Regions from separate parts of the Homo sapiens genome. Here region 1 is linked to region 2. Evidence: chromatin loops called from intact Hi-C (ENCODE). Cell type or tissue: heart right ventricle. All regions are shown on one strand. Links, peaks and the distances in the headings refer to the core of each region. The heading gives the core; the rest is flanking DNA. Region 1 overlaps LY86 (lymphocyte antigen 86). Region 2 overlaps LY86-AS1 (LY86 antisense RNA 1).

Region 1 (11,890 bases), core at 3,205-11,204, 100 kb before region 2:
CCCAGAATTAAAACAAGAACCTTAATTCCACTTGGTGAACAGACGGGAATTCTCCTGTGGGCCCATCTTTCAGATACACAAATTCTGGCTCCTCTGATTCTCGTTTCCTAAACTCGGTGAAGAAAGACCACTGGGTCTGTACATGGATCATAAAATGCTTAATTAAGGTATGCTATTTTTGGGTTAAATGCTGAGCCCAACACACATTCTTATTGGAATATAAGTACGTCCCAGGTCATGTGATAGTTCCCATTGCCGAGTATTTATTTGCTGTAGATGTGTGATGTGACGTGTTGTGCTGAGCGCTTTGCATAGTCTATCTCTTTATCCACAGTCTTGCAAGCCATCTCTGAAGACCACCTTCTAACATGGTCTTTTCCCCTTGTCTGTGACCCTTTGTCTGTGCAGGGCCATATAGCTGCTTAGACATCCCACCTCTTCTCTTTCAGCCCGCAGGATCCCCATACATGTGATTTTGGAGAGCTAAGAGGGCCCTGGGAGCACATGGGACTGAGCCTGGCTCAGCCAAGTTCCTATTTACCCTCTTAACGTGGATTTCAGCCTCTGTGTTGGCATGAGAGTCCGTCTGGTAAGCTGTTTTCTACAAGGAGAGGGCAGAATAGAGGCACTGACTAAAAATTGGAAACGTTTAAGAGAAATCTAATCTTCCAGGGATACAAACATAATGCTGTGTGTAAGCAATCCGGATTTATTGTCTAAACCTGAAGGCTTGTAGCCCTGCGGGCCCCTTCATAAGAGGAGATGGCAGGCAAATCACCTTGTGCTGCCCAGGAACTGTGAGGGAGGTAGATTAATCGTGTAGAAAAGCTACTGCGGCAGATGCTCACGGGGCAGCTGAGCTGTCAAAGAGCTACTGGAAAACTGACTGAAAAGGGAGGCTTACAGGGGAAAATGACAAAGAAAAAAAGACAGAAAACCTGGCTTGGATCCCAAGACAGCGGAAGGCGCATTCAGACAGGCTGGCCTTTTGACCTTCCTTGCCTAGTCTGACCATTAGGAGCAGAAGATGTGATTAAAGTACCTAACAATTTACTAGAAGACTTCACACTTCCTTCACCAAAGCTTCTCTTTTCAGAATGTCTGTTTTCATTTCTTAATCAATGGTTGAAATAAAAAAATCCACAAAGACTTTTTAAAATGTGGTAAAATACACATAACATAAAATTTACCATCTTAACCATTTTAAGTGTACAATTTTAAAAAACAAAGCAGGGCCGGGCGCAGTGGCTAACGCCTGTAATCCTGGCACCTTGGGAGGCCGAGGCAGGCGGATCACCTGAGGTCAGGAGTTCAAGACCAGCCTGGCCAACATGGTGAAACCCCGTCTCCACTAAAATGCAAAAATTAGCTGGGCATGATGGTGGGTGCCTGTGATCCCAGCTACTTGGGAGGCTGAGACAGGAGAATTGCTTGAACACAGGAGATGGTGGTTGCAGTGAGCTGAGATTGCGCCACTGCCCTCCAGCCTGGGCGGCTTAGCGAGACTCCTCTCAAAAACAAACAAACAAACAAACAAACAAAAAAGCATTTTGAGAAAATGTAAAGAATGCTTTTGAATAAGTTTTTATTATAGTGTCAATGTCTGTCAACATTTCAGGATCAAAGAAATTTGAATAGGCTTATACAATAGTGAATGCTTTGTAAAAAATATTAAATTATAGGGAAGGGCTTCAAGTATTAATTATTCATGGATCCATTTTCTTTTCCTTGCCCAGTAAGGAAAATAAGCTCAGAATGAACTGTTTTTTTTTTCTTCAGTTAAAGCAATTTTAATTTAAATATTTCAATTTTCAGTACTTTACATTTTGGTAAAATATGTAGAACATAAATTTACCCTTTTTAAGCATTTCTTAGTGTTCTCTGGCATTAGGCACGTTCACATTGTGTAACCATCACCACTATCTCCAGAACTTTTTCATCTTCCCAAGCTGATCTATTTTTTTAAGATACAAGTTGCATCCGTGAATTTAGAGTCCACATTTTCTTCTTGACTATATTTACAGTTGTTCTAATGTTGTATGTAAATATGTGCTTGTTTTAATGCATGCAGTTAAAAATGACTTCAGGGAAGGAAGAGGGAATAATATCCACTGAGTCCTTACCAAGCTTGGCACGTTACATATTCCACACAACAATCTGGGAGGCAGAAATTACTAGCCCATTTTACAGATGAGGAAGCTGACACATAAAAAAATTAAGTAGCTTTGCCTAAGGTCACACAGCCAGGACATGATGGAGCTGAGACTCAGCCCCTCTCTGGTTTTCACGGCAACATGCCCTCAGGTTTATACCACTTTAAGAAAAGCAGGAAAAGAAAGAAAAGAAAAAGGCATAAGGACGTGGGTTACATGCAATTTTAGGACTGTACGATTGCTATTACTAAAGATACCACCGAAGAAAGTATGGGTTTTTCTTTCTTGGGAATTTTAGAGGTCTCGGTGGTCAGTTCTCCTACTTAAGGTATCCTTTGACTGAAAGGACTTCTAAAGGTTTTCTGTAATTTGTGGTTGCATGAAGGTCACCCCATTGTTACTTGTGGTTATGAAACAGTGACAATAGGGACTAAGAAGAGAAAGGGGCAGGTATAGAGAGTGTGTGGAATGCTACGGCAGCAGGGAGGGGTCTGGGCTGGGCAGCTGCTCCTGCCATTCCTGCTCTTCTGACAATATGATATCTGAGCACAGAGCGCTGGAGGAGGGAGGGCGGGAAAGGAAAGAGATGGCCCCCACATGCACAAAAGGACAGGTGGGCTCTGTACGTCTCACCCTCCACAGAGATAAGCTGGAGGCTGCGGCCTCATTTCTAACTGAATTCCGCTACTGTCTCCAGGGCCACTCCTTGGGAAGACCTAGTTAGAGCCATATAATGATATGATATGAGCCAATGTTTGTCAATCTCTGTGCTGCACATGATATGGCCATTGTCTTGTCATCATTTCTGTTTAACAGACGAGGAAACAGATGTCTCATGGTCTGTAGGTGGCAGAGGAAGGACTTGAACTGAGGTCCATCTGTACTCAAGCCCCAGCTGGTCTCCACCACGATGGTCTGGTTGTCTAGTGTTGAAGTCACCTACATGGGTACTAAACCCGGCTTCACCAATGAATACCCTGTAATCTTTTGTTGAGTTTCAGCTTCCTAATATTACAAATAATGAAGATTATAGTACCGACTTTGTGGGACTGCCATGAAGATTTAGTAAAATTACCCAATCTTGGCCAGAATGTTACGGCTTGAGTTGTGTGCCCCTCCAAAAGGTATGTTGATGTCTTAAGTCCTAGTGCCTTAGAATGTGACTGTATTTGGAAATAGGGTCTTTAAGGGGTCATTAAATTAAAATGAAGCCATGAGGGTGGGTCCAAATCCAGTGTGACTGATGTCCTTGCTAAAAGGGGAAATTTGGACACCGAAACCGACAGGCACATAAGGAAGATAAAGCAAAGACACACAGCAAGAAGGCGATGAGAAGTGAAGGATTGGAGAAATGCATCCACAAACCAAGGAGTGCCCGGGGCTCCCAGAAGCAGGAGAGAGGCAGGAGCAGGCCCTTCCCTCGCAGCTTCAGAGGGAGCATGGCTCACCCAGCACCTTGATGTCAGACTTCTGGCCTCCAGAGCGATGAGACAATACATTTCTGTTGTTTAAAGCTACACCTTTTGTGGTACTTTATTGCAGCAGCTCTGGGAAATTAATACAGCACACAATCCAATGTTCTTGTTCTTCCTTAGGCCATTCATTCAACTAATATTTTAAACCAAGTGCTGGGGATTTGTTCAGAGGTTCAGAGGTGAACAGATCCCGTTTCTGCTCTCAGGTGGCTCATGTCCTAGTTAGGGACACAGACACATCAACAAGCAATGATAGTGGAGTGTGGTTGGTGTCTTGCCATGGGCAAGGCAAGGCCAGGGTGCTTCAGGGGCTTCAAAGAGGGGCCCTTAAATTAGCGTGGGCATCAGAGAAGCACAGCTGCTTCGAGGGAGTGATATCCCAAAATGATGGAGTAGTCGTTTTATTTGGAAAAGAACACGCCTGTTATGGTGCAAGGGCGTTAATGACTTTTTGTTGTTATAATTGAACAAGGACAGTTCCAAGTATATATAAAAAATGACAGGAATAAGCAAGATTAGAAGGGAAGCCAATGTGTTTGTTTCACTTAGCAGTTCTGCCTCCAGAATCGCTTTTAGCTGAGATGTTTCCTGATTAAGGCTGGGGGATGGTTGGTAGTGACAAGTCGAGGTTGAGTAGGGTGGGGTCCTGATGAGATCAGGGAACATCTATCCACAGGAAAGACTGATGTCTTCTTAAGGCAGAATACTTAGCCCTCTTTCATCAACATGTGCCACATGGCAAGAAAAGATTCCAAAGCCCTTGCTGCTGGGTAAAGTTGTGTAGCTTGTGGACTGCACAAGGACCCCTGACCAAGGGGAGAGTGGGGACTGAAATCCAGCATATGCTCCCTTGCCCAGGCTGCGTGTCTTGGGATACCTCTTTGTTTTGCACAAACATACCATCTGCTTACTCAGTCATCTGCCACTGACTCAGGTTCCACCCAGAAAGGGCACCTTTTTCTAATTCATACAAGGTGCCATCTGTGCAAGAGGTAATTCCAAGCATGGTCTTTGGGTCTGGCTGCATGAGGCAGCATTTGTTTCTTTTGAAACAAAGGCCATTCTACCAGTTGGAAGTCTGCCAACGAGTCCCTGTTACACAATTAGAGCCTGGTTCTCTGGCAACCCTCATGTGTACTCCCACGGCATTAGCTAAATTACCACCACCCAGTTAACTTGCTAGCCTGCACTCGTACTCTATGGCTTTCAGCTTATGCACCTGAAGTCAAGACCATATGTGGTTTTTATGGAGCCAGAAAGTTAGGGATGCAATAAAGCTCTAAGTAACTGGCTAATAAATGTTAGTTATATGTTTCGTCTGGGTTGCTAGGACAATCCTCTACAAATTCTATTTTGTCGTATATTTAAACACTGAATACTTTGTACATTACTTTGAGCTTCCAGCTTCTTCTCCTTTAGTCTCCCCCCCTCCCCAGTTTGCTTTGGGAATGAGGTCAATGGATGTACTGTGGGGGTTCGGGGGTGTGCTCCAGTCCAGAATATGAACAGACAACAGGTTCTTACACTTATCGTCTGGAGGATCGCGAGCAATGCAGCCTGTCTGTTGTCTGGAGGATCGCGAGCAATGCAGCCTGTCTGTCTGAGAGCAGAGGGGAAAACAACAGTATAGGAATAGTGCAGGTGTTACAATAGTGCGCGTGGCCTTCCAGACGGCAGTGGGGGGAACAGAAGGAGCTGGGGTGGGGTGCTTGGTAAGGAAATGGGATCCCCATTCTGGGGTGGCTTCAAGGGAGGGAAAACCTGTTCACCAGGGAAATAGGAATTTCTTCTGTGTCAACAGTCTGTGGGTTCATATGAAGACATTTCAGCAATAATAACATAATTAAAAATCACTGACTTACAACCCTACATGCATGTTACAGAATCTTCAGTTTCTCCTCACTCCCTACCCTGCTTATTTCTGGAAGCCTCATGTCAGCTCAAGAACAGTTCTTTCCCGTTTCACCCTTTAGCTCCCTCTTCCTGGGGCTGCTGTCCAAGCCGCTTCAGGTACATGAAGACAGAGTCTCTCTGCTCTGGTGTGCACCGGGGTGGCAAGGGGCCTGGGTCTATGCCTTGCTGGCCTTCCGTCCTCTGTGTTCTGGGTCCCCTCAGGTTCATGGAACAAGCTATGCTGTGCCCTACCCTCCTGCCCTTATGCCACCTTGCCACCGGGACCCCATGAAATGCTGCAGGTGCCCTGGTATTTCTCCAAATCCCTTATAAAGTTAGCTCCTAGCTGTTGCTTCTCTCTGCAGGAGGCTCTGCCACAAAACCAAGGGGCTAGGGAGAGAGCTGGGACCCCAGGCCATTCCTCCCACTCTGCCTCCGCCCCCAGGAGCTTGTCCACAACATGTAGGCACCAGGACCTCCAGTGTCCCAGCCAACCTTCAAGGGCCAGCATGTTCCCTCCTTCTACCGTGAAGCCAAGCCACGTGTCCTCCCCGCCTCAAAGCCCCCCACAGTGCTTTGTTCTTGTCTTGTGCTGCTTACCATGGTTTCTCCATCACAGGAGATTTTTGGTACTCTTCTTCTTCCCTTTTCCTAAAAGATAAGCTGAGTTTGAATTGGGATTATACTATATATTATTTATTTTTTATATTTGATGTATTGTGCTTAATACAATGCTCAGCAAACCGTAGGTGCTGACTAAAGATTTACGAAGGGAAAGAAGAAAACAGTGAAAAAGCCAGATTATGCTTATGGCACATTCACCCAGGTGGGTTTGACAGTGAGTGACCAAAAGCTTTTGTGGAAGAGCATGAACAAATCATGAAACTGACTAGTATTCATGATCCCTTTTTGTTCTGTGCTGTCATCATTGAGTTAATGTAACTGTCATTAGCCTACCTTTGTTTTTAGCTCATTTGCTGCTTGAGTTAACACATTCTGCAAGCCTGCAACTAAAACCATGAAGTGTTTCTTTATTATATGGTGTCTTTCCAAACAGCCAAGCAACATTAGGTAGAAAGAGCCTGGATTTGGAGTGAGACAGAATTGAATCCTGGCTCACTGATGGAGCTCACAAGCCTGGGGAACCTTAGGCCAGTTCCTCAATTTCTCTAAACCCAGACTTCCTCTTCTATCACGTGGACCATTGTGTTACGCACCCACAGGCTGTTCTGGAGATGAAGTATTGAGATGCAGGCCGAGCACAATGCTGGCGCAGAGAGCCTGCACAAATCGTTGTTAGCTTTTACACAATTATTATTATCATGGTGGTTGTTCTGCCTTCTCAGATGTTATCTTTCTGCACTCACATATATTAATCTTTGTAGTTTATGTGGAAACCTTATTGCATCCCCTTGATTATGTCAATGATGTTCTCTGGCTCTTTCTTGAATTTTCTTCTACCACTTCTGAGTGAAGAAAAGGAAAGAAATGATATGATAAAGTCTTCGGTGGCAGGGATATTTTCTGTTTTTCCACCCTTGGGTGGGTTTCAGGGAAATCCAGAAAAATACCAGCTGGCAGAAGGTATCATTGTTTTTGGCTAAAGGAACATTGATACATACCCTTTTCCACAGAAGTGAGGAGACCAAACCACTGGAGGAAAGGAGGTGGTTTTGTGTCACATGTGAAAAGAAAGCTGGGCGCAAGGGGAGAAGAATATTTCAGGCCAGAGCATTTGAATGCAGCTGAAGGCTTCCGTTCCACACTAAGTAACTGAAGACATTTACAAACTAGATGAAAATAACTCTTTTATAAGCCCTATAGGACCCCTGCTTGCCTGATAAAATGATTGGAAAATTAGGTAGACTAACTTGTTTTGCTGATTGAGAAAAATACGGCCAATTCAAACCTGCAGTTGAACTGTTGAGATAATAAACTCCGCCATTCTAACGAGTCTGGGTTGTCATCAGGATGTGGCCCTTTCTGTTCTCGTGCTAGCTATTTTGGATTATCTTTCCTGAAGGCAGACGTAATTGTTACATTTGCAGATGTCACATTTAGTTATGCAGGCATTGGGTGTGTGTCTTTGTGTGCAGGAAACAAGTTTAATTAAAAAAATACACGTATTTTCTTTTTTTTTTTTTTTTTTGAGACAGAGTCTTGCTCTGTCACCCAGGCTGGAGTGCAATGGCATGATCTCCGCTCACTGCAACCTCTGCCTGCCTCCCGGGTTCAAGTGATTCCCCTGCCTCAGCCCCCTGAGTAGCTGGGATTACAGGCATGTGCCACCACGCCAGGCTGATTTTTGTATTTTTAGTAGAGACGGGGTTTTACCACGTTGGCCAGGCTGGTCTCGAACTCCTGACCTCAAGTGATCCGCCCACCTCGGCCTCCCAAAGTGCTGGGATTACAGGAGTGAACCACCACACCTGGCCCACATTTTCTTTCATAGGCCCTTTTGGCCTGGTTATATTGTTTCTGTTTGGGGGCCAGAAAGGTGTATCCAAATGTTTTCCTTAAATTCTTTTCAGAGTTCATGGCCCAGGGAACATGCCCCCATGCCAGGTCTAATAAAACTAGCTACACTTAGAAGAAATCAAGATGCCAAGGGACCATCTCAGGACCCAGAAGGGAATGTGGGCTTATGGGTGAGGGCTGGGCTTCTAGGATTGTTTGCTCTGATGATGTAGGAGGATGGGAGAGGTAAATTAGGAAAAGAGGCTTTAGCACTGCAAGTGAACACCCACCTTAACATAATAATGACTTATTTTTATTGAGTGACGTGCCAGGCCCTATTCTCAGCATTTTACATGCATTTTCTCATTAATTCTCACACTGTCTCTACAAGATAGGTACTATTATTATGGTCAGCACCTACAGATGAGGAAACTGGGGCTTAGACAATAAAAGTCACTTGCCCAGTGAACAGCTAGGAGAGAATTAGAACTTAAAACTGGCCTAATTCGAGACATGATCTGGACATGTCCTTTGGCCTAGTTTGAAACATGCCCTTCCTCTCCCTTTACCCCTTGGCAACTTCCCCAGTTTCCACTTAAGGATATGTGTGGTTCCAGTGGGAATAACTCTGATCCAGGTCTAGGGGTGGGGCATGTGACATAGGCTAAGCCAATCAGGGTAGGGTCAAAGTGATTGGTCAGGATGTTACTGAGCCAGCAATGGGCTCACTGCCTAATGTGCATTGTGGCCAATCCCACTGCACTGGCTTTTAAGAAAAGAAAAGGTTTACTGCAAGTCTACCAGCAAGGAGACAGGAGGAAACACTCCAACCTGTCTCTGCAAGTTGGAGTTTAGGACAGGTTTTATAAGCATGGGGTCATGAGGCATGATCTGATTGGATTTTGCAATGAGGTGATGCTGGGAGGCATAATCTGATTGGATCTTGCAATGAGGTGATGCTGGGAGGCATGATCTGATTGGATCTTGCAATGAGGTGATGCTGGGAGGCATGATCTGATTGGATCTTGCAATGAGGTGATGCTGGGAGGCATGATCTGATTGGATCCCGTCATGGGGTGATGCTGGAAACTGATATGATTGGATCCTGGATCCTGACATGCCGTGTTCACTTCTTAATTAAGTTCCCACTCCTCAGTCTTGCACTGAGGTCCCCCTGTGGTCGCATACTTGGTTCATCTGGGCATGCTCGGGTTACATAACCTTCAACCTGGAGTCCACGGCAACCGAAAAACAACTCACAACTTTATCATATAAGAGTTGAGCCAGATTGGTCTGCTGTGGTTACAAGGAGAGGTCATGTGACCCAAGCCATTCTAATCAGAATGAGTAACAGGGTTTTGGGATAAAGGTCTCTTTTGCCTTCTGTACTGTGGACAGTGTGGATGTGAGGTCTCCAGCTACTGAAATGATTTGCTATTGTGGGACAGACTGTCTGAGGGTAAAGGCAATATTCCAGGAGACCCGAGGTGGAAGAACTGTGGAGAAATGGAGGTGAAGAGCCGATGATGAATGAACCTCAGCAGCAAACGCTGGCTGACACCTAAACCACCCTGGGACTCAGTAGTCATGGGAGACAACCTAGTCCCCTATGCATAAGCCAGATTCAATTGAGTTCTCTGTTCCTCATAGCCAAAACGTTCTAAGAGATGCGATCACACTGTCCTGAGGGGCTTTATCAGCATTCTGCCTAGACTCTAGCCTGACAAAGCTTCCCTTGGGCACTGGAATGTTCCTCAAAAATATTTTTTAAAACGTTCTATACGTAACGATGGAAATTGCCCTCAAAATATAAAGAAGGGCTGGTGGGCACTCCAATGTCTGAAGCTGGCTGATTTTCATAATAATTCCTTAATTGTGGCAGCACTGCATCATCCTGAACCAAGCTGTTTTTTTTTTTTTTTTCTTCAGAAGAGTTTATTGAGGACACATTTTTGGAGTTGTTGATAGTGATTTTTGAAACAGTAGCAATTCTCTTTACAGGAGAAGTCAATTTAGTTTGATAGATTGTCTGGGCACTTTGACCCCACCCCAGCCAGTAACCACACAATGGCTAGCCTGAGAGGGCTCGGCTTGGGGTCACCCACCTCCCCTGACAACCCTGCTTCCTGGGCTGGCCCTTTCAAAGTCATCTTAGTTACTACATCCTGCCAGAGTGTTAAATAATGACAGACTCTAGCGTTTCTCCTAGCAGGGCTGTTCGTATTCCAAGAGGAGACTCCTGAACATTGAAATATGTTTTCAACTTGCTGGAATAAAACTAATGGTGAAATTTAAGGCCCATGACAGGACACTAAGAAAAGACATATTCTGGGACAAAGAAACATTTTTTTTTCTCTCAAATCATGTCCTTAGTGAAACGGCTGTGTACTTGTATATTCAGCTATGACTAGGATAGTCTCCATATATGGAAATTCCAGTTTAACACAAACCTATAGCATCTGAAACTTTCTCTCTCCCTCCCTCTCTCTCTCACGCACACGCACCCACACAGTCAATTTAAAGAAGAGGGCAAAGGGATTGGGAAGGGACTGGCTGAGTTCCACCTGTGTCTTTGGAAGGCTGTGACAGCTGTCTTGTACTGTTAGAACATGTGCGTACACAGAGTCTAGCCAGGGACTTTACTACTTGTGGTGATGGTTACTGAAAAGGGAGAGAGGTGAATGTCTCAAGCTAGAGGGAATGGCCAGGGGCAGGAATCATTTGCTATTCTTGTGCGTAACACCGTCACCCCCATGTACGTTCAGAGGTTTGCTCCTGAGCCTAGTATGACCACGCACGTCTTTTCCCTCGAGCATTATGGGCCTAGGCAAGGACGCTGCTGCAATTTTGCCTGCTCATAACCCAGAAAACCTCAGATGCTGGTTTTAAAGTTTGACAGGCATTTTTGACCTGCTATTCTAGGTGGTTTACTGATGTATAAACAGTGATTAATAGCAACTACTGTTTTTTAAACTATGGAATTTTTTTCTCTTTTAATCTCTAATATAGTGGCATTTTTATGAATGATAGTGTCAACTCACCCACCTTACTCCAGCCCCTTAGCAGGAGCAAGAGGGCCAGCAGGGACACTGGAAGGACAGGGGCGTCGGATGGTGAAGGGGCTATGCAGCCCACCATGCGATCAGTGCATCCCAGGAGAGAAGACGGGGCCGCAGAAATGGCTCTGGAAGTAGCATGGGCAACATGCTCATTTACGGAGAGCATCGTAGAAGACAACTTAAGAACACAGCACCTGATACACATTAAGTGTTCAGGAGTTATTCCTTGCATTCATTAATGAATGCAGTAATGAACGCCAGCATATGCTGAGGTCAAGTGTAATCATGCTTTGAGGGATGAAGGTGAAATGAATGTTTGGATAAGCGAGAGTATGATGTCCCTATTCGTGAGGTTGCATCAGCTTCTCGGCCCTCATGGTCCAAGGGTGGGGGCCTGCCCAGGAGAAGCAATGGCACATTTTCCCAGTGTTCTAATTTTAGCCAGGCTGTCACCCTCCTGAATTTCTTGGAACTGCTTATGCTGCACCAGCATCCGGCACTGTATCTGGAGGAAATGACTTTTTAACTACAGCATTGTAGTAAGATTCTTTGAACAAACCACAATGAACAATGGTGGCCAGCTTTCTTTATTCTTGGTAACTGTGAGGAAGCACTCCTAAAAAGTTGAAAAGCAGGTGAGTCTGGTGGGAGGCGACCAATTAGAGAAAAAGGATGGACCCTCAAGACTGCTTAAGGACTGCCAAGAGGCTCCTTAGAAACAGATACATTCGGGGACTTCATTACATCTGTGGAGTCTGGGGATGTCTGGTCCTGGGACTAAAATTAGCAGCTGCACTCTTTGGGGGCGCTTCTTTGTAGAGCCTCTCTCTGTCATCAGCTGCTTCTCCTCCCA
Region 2 (9,660 bases), core at 1,661-9,660:
GATTTAATGACTGCCCTGCTGGGTTTTGGACTTGCATGGGGCCTGTAGCCCCTTTGTTCTGGCTCATTTCTCTCTCTGCAATGGGAGCATTTACCCAATGCCTGTATCCCCATTGTATCTTGAAAGTAACTAACTTGTTTTTGATTTTACAGGCTCATGTGGAAGGGACTTACCTTGTCTCAGATGAGACTTTGGACTGTGGATTTTGAGTTAATGCTGGGATGAGTTAAGACTTTGGGGGACTGTTGGGAAGGCATGATTGGTTTTGAAATGTGAGAAGAACATGAGATTTGGGAGAGGCCAAGGGTGGAATGATATGGTTCGGCTCTATGTCCCCACCCAAATCTCATCTCAAATTGTAATCCTCACATGTTGTGGGAGGGGCCTGGTGGGACGTGATTGAATCATGGGGGTGGATTTCCCCCTTGCTGTTCTCTTGATAGTGAGTGAGTTCTTGCAAGATCTGGTTGTCTGAAAGTGTGTGACATGTCTCCCTTTGCTCTTTCTCCATCCTGCCACCATGTGAAGGAGGTCCTTACTTCCCCTTCACCTTCTGCCTTAATGTTAAGTTTCCTGAGGCCTTCCAGCCATGCTTTCTGTTAAGCCTGTGGGTCAATTAAACCTCTCTTCATAAATTACCCAGTCTCAGGTATTTCTTTATAGCAGTGTGAAAATGGGCTAATACAGAGCATATCCTAGGCTATAAAATAAACCTAAATAAACATAACATTTAAAAGAGTTGAAATTATACAGAGCATATTCTCTGATCATAATGGAATCGAGGTAGAAATCAATAACAGAATGATAACAGGAAGATCTCTAGATCGGTGGAAATTAAACAACATACTTCTAAATCCTAAGGTCAAAGAGAATGTCTCAAAAGAAATTAACAAAAACCTATAGAACTGAAGAAAAATGAAAACAGATATCAAGAACACCTGAGATGAAGTTAAAGCAGGGCTAAGTGAGAAATTATAGCCCTAAATGTTTACATTATAAATGAGGAAAGTTCTCAAATGAATAACCTACATTCCTACTTCAAGAAATTAGAAAAAGAATAGCAAAATAAACCCAAAGCAAGTATAACAAAGGAAATAAAGATAAGGGCAGAAATCAATGAAATGGAAAATAGGAAAACAATGGGGAAATTATGAAATAAAGAGCTGGTTTTTTGAAAAAAATCAATGACGTTGAAAAATATCTATGATCGAGACCATCCTGGCTAACACGGTGAAACCCCATCTCTACTAAAAATACAAAAAATTAGCCGAGCATGGTGGCAGGCTCCTGTAGTCCCAGCTACTTGGGAGGCTGAGGAAGGACAATCACTTGAACCTGGGAGGCGGAGGTTGCAGTGAGCAGAGATTGCGCCACTGCACTCCAGCCTGGGCAACAGAGTGAGATTTTGTCTCAAAAAAAAAAAAGAAAAAAAAAAGAAAAAAATCTCCATGAAAGTTGACAAAAATAAAAAGAATGAAGGCACCAATCACCAAATTTGGAATGAAACAGAGGATATCCCAACAGATCCTGCAGATATTGAAAAGATAACAAGGGAATACTATTAATAATTATATGCCCATCAATTTGAGAACTTGGAAGAAATAGATCATTTCCTTGAAAATGACAAACTACCAAAACTCAACCAAGGTAAAATACAGTAGTCACTCCTTATCTGTGGTTTTGTTTTCTGCTGTTTCAGTCAACTGTGGCTCAAAAATGTTAAATGGAAAACTGCGGAAATAAACAATCTATAAAATTTAGATTGTGTGTCATTCTGAGTAGCATGATGAAATCTCTTACTGTCCTGCTCTTTGCATCCAGGATGTGAATTCTCCCTTTGTCCGGTGTCTTGATGAGTTGCACCACCACCTGTTGGTCATTTAGTAGCTGTTTTCTCAGATTGACTTTCGTGTTATTATAGTACTTGTGTTCCAGTTACCCTTATTTTACTTAATAATGGCCCCAGAGTGCAACAGTGGTGATTTGAATATGCCAAAGAGAAGCCATAAAGTGCTTCCTTTAAAAATGAAATTAAAAAATGAAAGTTCTCAACTTAATAAAGGGAAAAAATAATATACTGGGGCTGCTACAGTAAAAATGAATCTTCTATCCTTGAAATGGTGAAGAATGAAAAAGAAACTCATGCATAGTATAGATAGGTAGATAGGGTTCAGTACTATCCTAGGTTTCAGACATCCACTGGGGGACTTGGAACGCATCCCCTGCAGATAAAGAGGAAACACTGTAAATAATCCGAATATCCCTATAACCATTAACAACTTCTAATTGAATTTGTAATTAAATCATCCTGAAAAAGAAATGTCTGGGCCCAGATAGTTTCACTGCATCTGTGGGGGGTCCCCAAGACAATCACCAGGTTCAGTGATTCACTAGGAGGGCTCCCAGGGTCCTGCATGTTGCCTCATGCATGTCTGAGATTTATTAACGGTGCAAAGATACAGGGTGGGGTTGGCAAAGGGAAAGGCACGCTGGACAAAGTCTGGGAGACACAAGGTGCAGGTGTTTGAGTCACCTCCCAGTGGAGTCAAACAGGACATTCTGAGTTTCTCCAGCAACGAGCTGCACCAGTATGTGTGAAGAGTTGCCTGTCAGGGAAGCTCACCTGAGCCTTGGGTTCGAGGGTTTTTCCTAACCATTGGGCATGTAGGGCCCGTAGTGCCTGTGTGACTGACTGACATCACTGACACTCCAGACACTCACAAGGAAAGCAGTAGTTCAGCATAATCACATTATGCTAGCAGTCTAGGTACAATGAGTCACTCTTATCATTTAGGGAAAGTGTTACATCACCATAGGGAACTACCTTTCCAGCCACATTCTCTCATACCAGCCAAGGGTAAACCTTGCAAGAGACCCTTTGTAAGGACGGCAGTTCCAGATCTGCTATGCTATTTTCTCTACACTGAAGAACTTTACAAACCAACTAAAGAATTAACACCTATTTTACATAATCTCTTCCAGAAAACAGAAGAGAAGGGAATACTTCCCAACTCATCTTTTGAGGCCAGTATTAACTGATACCCAAACCAGACAGTCAATACAAAAAGAAACTACAAAGCAATATTTCTCATAAACTTAGATGTGAAAATCCTCAACAAAGTATTAGGAAACTGAACCCAATGATGTATAAAAGGAATTAAATGCCATGACCAAGGTGGGGTTCATTTCAGGTGTGTGAAGCTGTTTCAATATTTGAGAGTCAATCAATGTAATCTATTCTATTATAATCAAAAATCATACAATCATATCAATTCATATAGAAAAAGCATTTGACAAATCCCAGCTCTTAGCAAGTTGATAAAAACTCTTAGCAAGTTAGGAATAAAGTTGAAGTATTTCAACTTGATAAAGAGAATCTATGAAAAACCTATGGCTAACATCATACTTTCTAAGATCAGGAAAAGGTCGAGTGTCTGCTTTTATTTATCTTATTCAACATAATGGTGAGAGTTCTAGCCACTGAAATGAGATAAGAAAATGAAGGATAAGGAGTAAAAATGGAAAAGATGAAACTGTCTTTAATTGCAGCTGGCATAATTGTCTATGTAGAAAATCTCAGGGAATCTACAAGAACCAAACTCCTAAGATGAATAAGTGAGTTCAGGCCATGGGATGGAAGATAACACAAAAATTAATCAATTTTCTATATACTAGCAATGAACACTTACAAACTGAACTTAAAAGCAATACCATTTACAATCGTTCTGAAGAAAATGAAATGCTAGGTATAAATGTAACAAAATACAGGATCTGTAGGCTGAAAAATAGAACACACTGATGAAAAAAAGCAAAGAAGTTCATGGACTGAAAAGTTAAGCATGGTAAGATGTTAATTCTACCTAAATTGATCTGTAGTTTTAATAGAATCCCTGTCAAATTCAGCAAGATAATTTTTTAATAGAAACAAACAAGCTTATTCTAAAATGCGTATGGAAAAACAGACTCCAGAATAGGTAAAACAATCTTGACAACAATACAGAGGAGGACTCAGTCTGTCTGATAGTGTTACTGTATAGCTATGGTAATTACGACTGTGCTATTGGTGGAAGAACAGACATATTGATTAAAGGAGCAGGACAGAAAACCTGGAAATAGATCCACACAAATCTGCCCAAGTGGTTTTTGACAAAGGTACAAGAGCAATTTACTGAAGAAAGGATAGCTTTTCAGTAAATGGTGCTGGAGCAATTGGACATCAGTAGATAAAAATAAACTTTGACCTAAGGCTCACACCTTATGTGAACATTCTCACAATGGATCATGGTCTTAGAGGTAAATGTAAAACTACAAAATTTTCAGAAAAAAAATCAGATAAAATTTTCAGTACTTGAGCTTGCTACCACAAGCACAATCCATGGATGGAAAAATTGACACACTAGACCTCATCAAAACAGAAAACTTGCTCTATGAAAGTCCATGTGAAGAGGATGAAAAAGACAAGCTGTAGACAAAAAATTTGCAAACCACATATCTAACGAAGTGTTAGTATCCAAACATAAAGAACTCACAAAACTCAACAGTGAAACATCAATTTAGTTAGAAAATGTGCACAGACATGAAGAGATATTTCACAGAGAAAATACACTTAGAAAGTAAGGATACGGACATGTTCAACGTCATTCGCCATCAGTGCTAAAAACATCACCCAAATGTTCAATAGCAGTTTTGCTTAACCGTCAAATCTTGAATCAGCCCAGATAGACTTTGACAGGTGAATGGTTAAATGCGCTGAAGTGCATGCAAGCACAAAGGAATGAATTATCGATGCATGAATCAACTTGTACGAACTTGGATGACTCTGCAGGGAGTTATGGGGAGTAAAAAGGTAATCCTGAAAAGTAACAGCCTATATTATGCCATTTTTATAATAGTTTTGAAATGATGAAATTTTAGAAGTGGAGGAGAAATTGGTGTGTGCCAGAGGCTTGGGTTAGGGTGAAGACGTGGGAGGGAGGGGTTGTGGTTATGAAAGGGCAGCTTCGGGGATCCTTGTGGAGGTGGAAGTGTTCAGTATCCTGACTGGTGCCAGATGCGTGAATCCACAGATGATAAAAATGTATGGAACTATACATACCCCCCACACACACGAGTAACAGTAAAACTAGGGAAATCTAAATCTGATTAGTAGATTGTATCTTGGTTGTCATAGTTTTGAAAAATGTTACTTTGGAGGAAGCTGCATAAAGCGCATATGAGACTCTTGGTTATTGACTAATAATCCATAAAGCAAGTAAGTATTGATTAGTAACAATCTCTATTGATTTCTTTCTTATGGTTATTGACTAATAATCCGTAAAGCAAGTAAGTATTGATTAGTAACACTCTCTATTGATTTCTTTGTTATAAACGTATGTGGATCTACAATTATCTCAATAAAATTTTTAATTAAAAAGCAAGAACACCCAGCCTTTCCTACTGAAATGTTGTATTTGGGTAACTCTAACAAGATTCCTGCTTCTGCAAGGACAGACGATGCCCTAAACCCTGCGTTTGGGGGTAGAGGATCTTTCCAGTGCCTTCCATGAGGGGTTTAGCCACAGGGTGCCCCTGTGGCCGTGCCGCCGATCCCAGTCGGGCACTCCTGGCCAAAGTTAAATTTCTTTTCTTTCCAGAAGTTAATGAACGAAAAACAGTTTCTCCTCGCTTGACATCTGTGACATCGTTATTGTATTCCAAATCTTTATGGAAGAAAGTAAGCAGTTTGATAAGTTGTGTGGAATATACCAGAAAACATGAGGGACTGAGCCCCCTGGCTCAGGCAGATGTTAGTAGGGGGCCCTCTAGTGGCTCCCTGGCTGGTCTGCAGCTTCCCACAAGGCTCCTGGAATTAGAGCCACCTGTGGGAGAGCCAGATAAGGAGAAATTGAGAGACCTTTTCATGGCAGCTCCCACTTGAGCCCACATGTAGAGGTAGTAGGCTGGAGCAACCAGGGTGATTCAAAGGGCAGGTTTCTTTGGCTTAGTTCGTCCACAGCACCTGGGATCTGTGTGAACTGCTGCAGCACTGGTCTGACTGGGCACACACAGACCCTGGGGTACTGGGATAATTTTCCACAGTTAGGCAACATGGTAGAAATCAGAATAAATGAAATAGTGCTGTTGCAGATTAGAGCTATCTACTTCACCCAGTTCACTGTGGCAATCCTTCTAACTTTGGAGAAGAACATCTGATGAAATACACTGACGTTCTTGAGCAATATATTTATTGGCCATATGGCAGAGCTTACTGTTGTTGGAAATAATGCATTGCAAAGGACCGAGGAAGGGGCAGATGGGATGGAGGGGGGAAACCTGCTTTAGTACATAGGGCAAATAAAGGATCTGGCCCAGAAAAGAACTCTTATTATTTTCTGTTTCGGACAATCATCCAAATGCCTCTGAAGGCACAATTCTCCCTTTACCTATTTTGGTACATTCTGGGACAGTCATCCCAGGATGCTATTTTGGCCATAGAAAGCCAGATGGACCTGCCAGAGCACAGAGAGGTGGCGATGTTAGAAGGGAGACTATGAGTCACTCAAAGTTTCCTCAGGAACAGTTAGGAGTGCTCACAGAGAGGAACCCCCAGAACTGGTGTTTTCTAACAGCATGGGAGTAGCCGGCTGCGTCCGTGTGTGGGCTGGAGTCTGGAGTTATTCTGCTGAATGAATCATGATTTGTGCACTATAAGTTTGAAGCTCAGACCAAATAGTTCATGAACTTTAATGCAAAAGTATTGTGGAATTACATTTTTCAGGGAAGCACTCAGTGGGAACCATGTTCTACCAAGAGCAAGGATTGTGTGGAAGCTTAAAGAGCATGAGCCTTGGTCTCTGTCACCAGAATCTTACAGTGTTAGTTGCAGGGGGGTCATGTACAAAAAAAGAGTCAACTCTAGATTTAGGGGAGTAGAGAGGCATGTTTTGTAGTGGGAGACAAATTTGTTAAGCTGAGAAGAGAGAAAAGAGCCATTCAGATGGGTAATGTCTTGAGCAAAGGTGCAAAGGCAGTAACAGCATTGGCTACAAGTGACAAGCCCGGCATGGTGGCTTATCCTGATTGGAGGATTATTTTTCTCTCATAAGCCAGCATCTTGAGGTAGGAAACCCAGGATTGGTATAGTGGCTCCATGATGCCATCGGGGCACTAGTCTCCTTTTACCTTTCTGCTCATCCCTCCTAGGTATGAGGCTTTCGTCCTAAAAGTGTATAGCCTCATGTTCACAAAAGGGCCAGTAACCCCAGCCTAGCAGGGGAGCCTCCATTCCATGCTAGAAGAAGCAGGGCACAACGGGCCAAGGCACAGACCAGTGGAGTCTGCCCCCTTTTAGAAAGCCTCTGTAGAGAGAAGCATCACCTGGAGACTTCTCGCAGAGATGTGCTGCGTGGTCTTCCCCACCCACACAAGCTGAAAGGACTAGATGCGCGCATTACCACCAGAACAAAATAGAGGCTCTGCTGCTACAGAGGATGCAGAGATTGGGCAGCGAGCAGGCACAGGCAGGAAAGGGCAAGGCAGGTTTGGGCAGGGGGCGGATGTCTCTACAACAGTTTCTGTGTGGTACAGTTAATTGTTTACCATCCTCTTGCAGATTTCTTTTTATTACAGCAAGAAACTGGTACATAACATACGGGTTACATTTTATTGATCAGAAGCTTTGGATGGCTACTGCTGTACCCTTTCCACTTTCCCCAATCAGCTATGGCCCCTCTTGGCTGGAATGCACCCTCAAATATTTGCAATTTGCACCAGCTTGGGTGCTGTCCTTCACAGTCTCATGAACTTTGGGCAAAGGCCCTGATTGTATCTCAGCTGAGTCTGACAGGTCTTGGTTTATTGACGCTCAGACCTCAGCTCACTGCAATATTTTCCACTGCTTCAAGTACTTCTGGGAGGTGGTGGGAGCATTTTCAAATGTGCTTATGAATAAAATTATTTCAATAATCTGTACACTGCCACGATGGGCTGCAGCCTCCATGCTGTGCTTCCCAGCAGCCAGCACATTGCAACCCAGCCTTGCACTGCTGTGTGCAGTAGCTCTTTCTGCCTCCATGGTGGCCAACCCAAAACTTGAGCCGCCAGAGTTTCATGGATGTCACTGTCTACACTTCTGCTCCACAGTGGTAGTGATGATGCAGCTCTCTTTCAGTCTTATTTACATCCCTGTTGTCCAGGACTCAGACCTGTATCCAGTTAATTATATTGGAGACGATTTAACCATGAATCACAATTTCTCTCTGATGCCCAAGGTTATTATTATGAACTCAATATCAGTGAACCTGGTTCCTTCCCCACTTAGCTTTCTTCTGAGAAATCCTTCAGTGATTCTGGAATGTAGACCTCAACCTCTGCAGTGTGTAGTGGAAGGTTTTTGGATCACGCTAACATCTCTGTTGTACAGGAAAGCGAAATCATTTCGAGTTAACCTATTCTCTTCCTCAGTAACTATTTTTAGTTGGTTCCAGGTACTCATCCTCATATTAGGCACATGAAGAGGATACTAACATAAGTAAATGTGATCATTGGCCTCAAAAAGCTAAGAGATTAGGGTCATTGTCCTCTCTACTTGTTCTTTTCTATGTCTTCTTTGCGTCTAATTTGTTCCTTTCCCTGCGACTATAGGGAAATATATTGTTGAATTTGGAAGCTTCTTAGTTACCACAAAGCAGCCCCCTTTCAACTTCTCCATGCTTGAAAATGTGGGGTCAGTCATGTCTCCACTCTTTTCTCAAACCCTCCTCTCTCATCCGTCTTCAGATCCTTTTGAGTTTTCCTTTGGACTTTCTCCTGCTCTTCCAAACCCCAAGCCACTACCCCCATTCTTAATTTCATTGTTGAATTGTTGCCTTAAATCCTGTCTGGCCTTCTTTCTCCACCTCTATAACCTTTCTCTTTCCCAGATCATTTTATATAAAGCTCTACACAATTCTCTTAAATGGTTCTCATCTGGACTTCAAGGCCCCTCCCTAATTTCTCCCTACCGCAGTTTGTTTGTTTGTTTGTTTATTTTTGAGACAGAGTCTTGCGCTGTCACCCAGGCTGTAGTGCAGTGGCACAATCTCAGCTCACTGCAACCTCCACCTCCCGGGTTCAAGTGATTCTCCTGCCTCACCCGGTTAAATTTTTTCTGTATTTTTAGTAGAGACAGGGTTTCTCCATGTTGGTCAGGCTGGTCTCGAATTCCTGGCCTCAAGTGATCCACCTGCCTCAGCCTCCCAAAGTGCTGGGATTACAGGTGTGAGCCACCTCGCCCAGCGGTTTGTTTTTTGTTTTGTTTTTTTTTTTTTGAGACAGAGTCTTCCTCTGTCACCCAGGCTGGAGTGCAGTGGTGCGATCTCGGCTCACTGCAACCTCCACCTCCTGGGTTCAAGCGATTCTCTGCCTCACCCTCCTGAGTAGCTGGGATTACAGGTGCGCACCACCACGCCTGGCTAACTTTTGTATTTTTAGTACAGTTGGAGTTTTGCCATGTTGGCCAGGCTGGTCTCAAACTCCTGACCTCAGGTGATCCAACCACCTCGGCCTCCCAAATTGTTGGGATTACAGGCATGAGCCACTGTGCCTGGCCTTCATTTTTTAAATTCCTCTTGCTCCATCCATGCCCATTCTTGCCTTTGGCATATTTCAGGCCCTTCCCTTTGCTGTCCTGTGTGTCCATAT

The links. A loop is a pair of places that touch in the nucleus more often than their neighbours do. Peaks named below come from ENCODE experiments on the same cell type or tissue, not always from the same donor. Only the 100,000 strongest peaks of a DNase experiment are listed, where the experiment ranks them.
Region 1: it touches region 2 in a loop (2.6-fold over the local background); 25 of 110 quality-filtered maps call a loop at or near these places.

Annotation. Positions count from the first base shown.
Region 1 is chr6:6,654,701-6,666,590 of GRCh38, reverse strand. It overlaps LY86 (lymphocyte antigen 86), which reads right to left. Exons shown (of 5, transcript NM_004271.4): 5 at 11,609-11,890. Among named protein-coding and RNA genes, the nearest start is that of LY86-AS1, 38 kb to the right of the region's middle. In heart right ventricle, for the core only: no CTCF peak of the experiment used is centred there; DNase peaks (open chromatin) are centred at 4,710 and 6,757; H3K27ac peaks cover 7,599 bases.
Region 2 is chr6:6,553,281-6,562,940 of GRCh38, reverse strand. All of the region lies in intron 3 of LY86-AS1 (LY86 antisense RNA 1), which reads left to right. Among named protein-coding and RNA genes, the nearest start is that of LY86, 31 kb to the left of the region's middle. In heart right ventricle, for the core only: CTCF peaks have their summits at 1,880 (motif pointing left) and 5,800 (motif pointing left); a DNase peak (open chromatin) is centred at 5,832; H3K27me3 peaks cover 494 bases.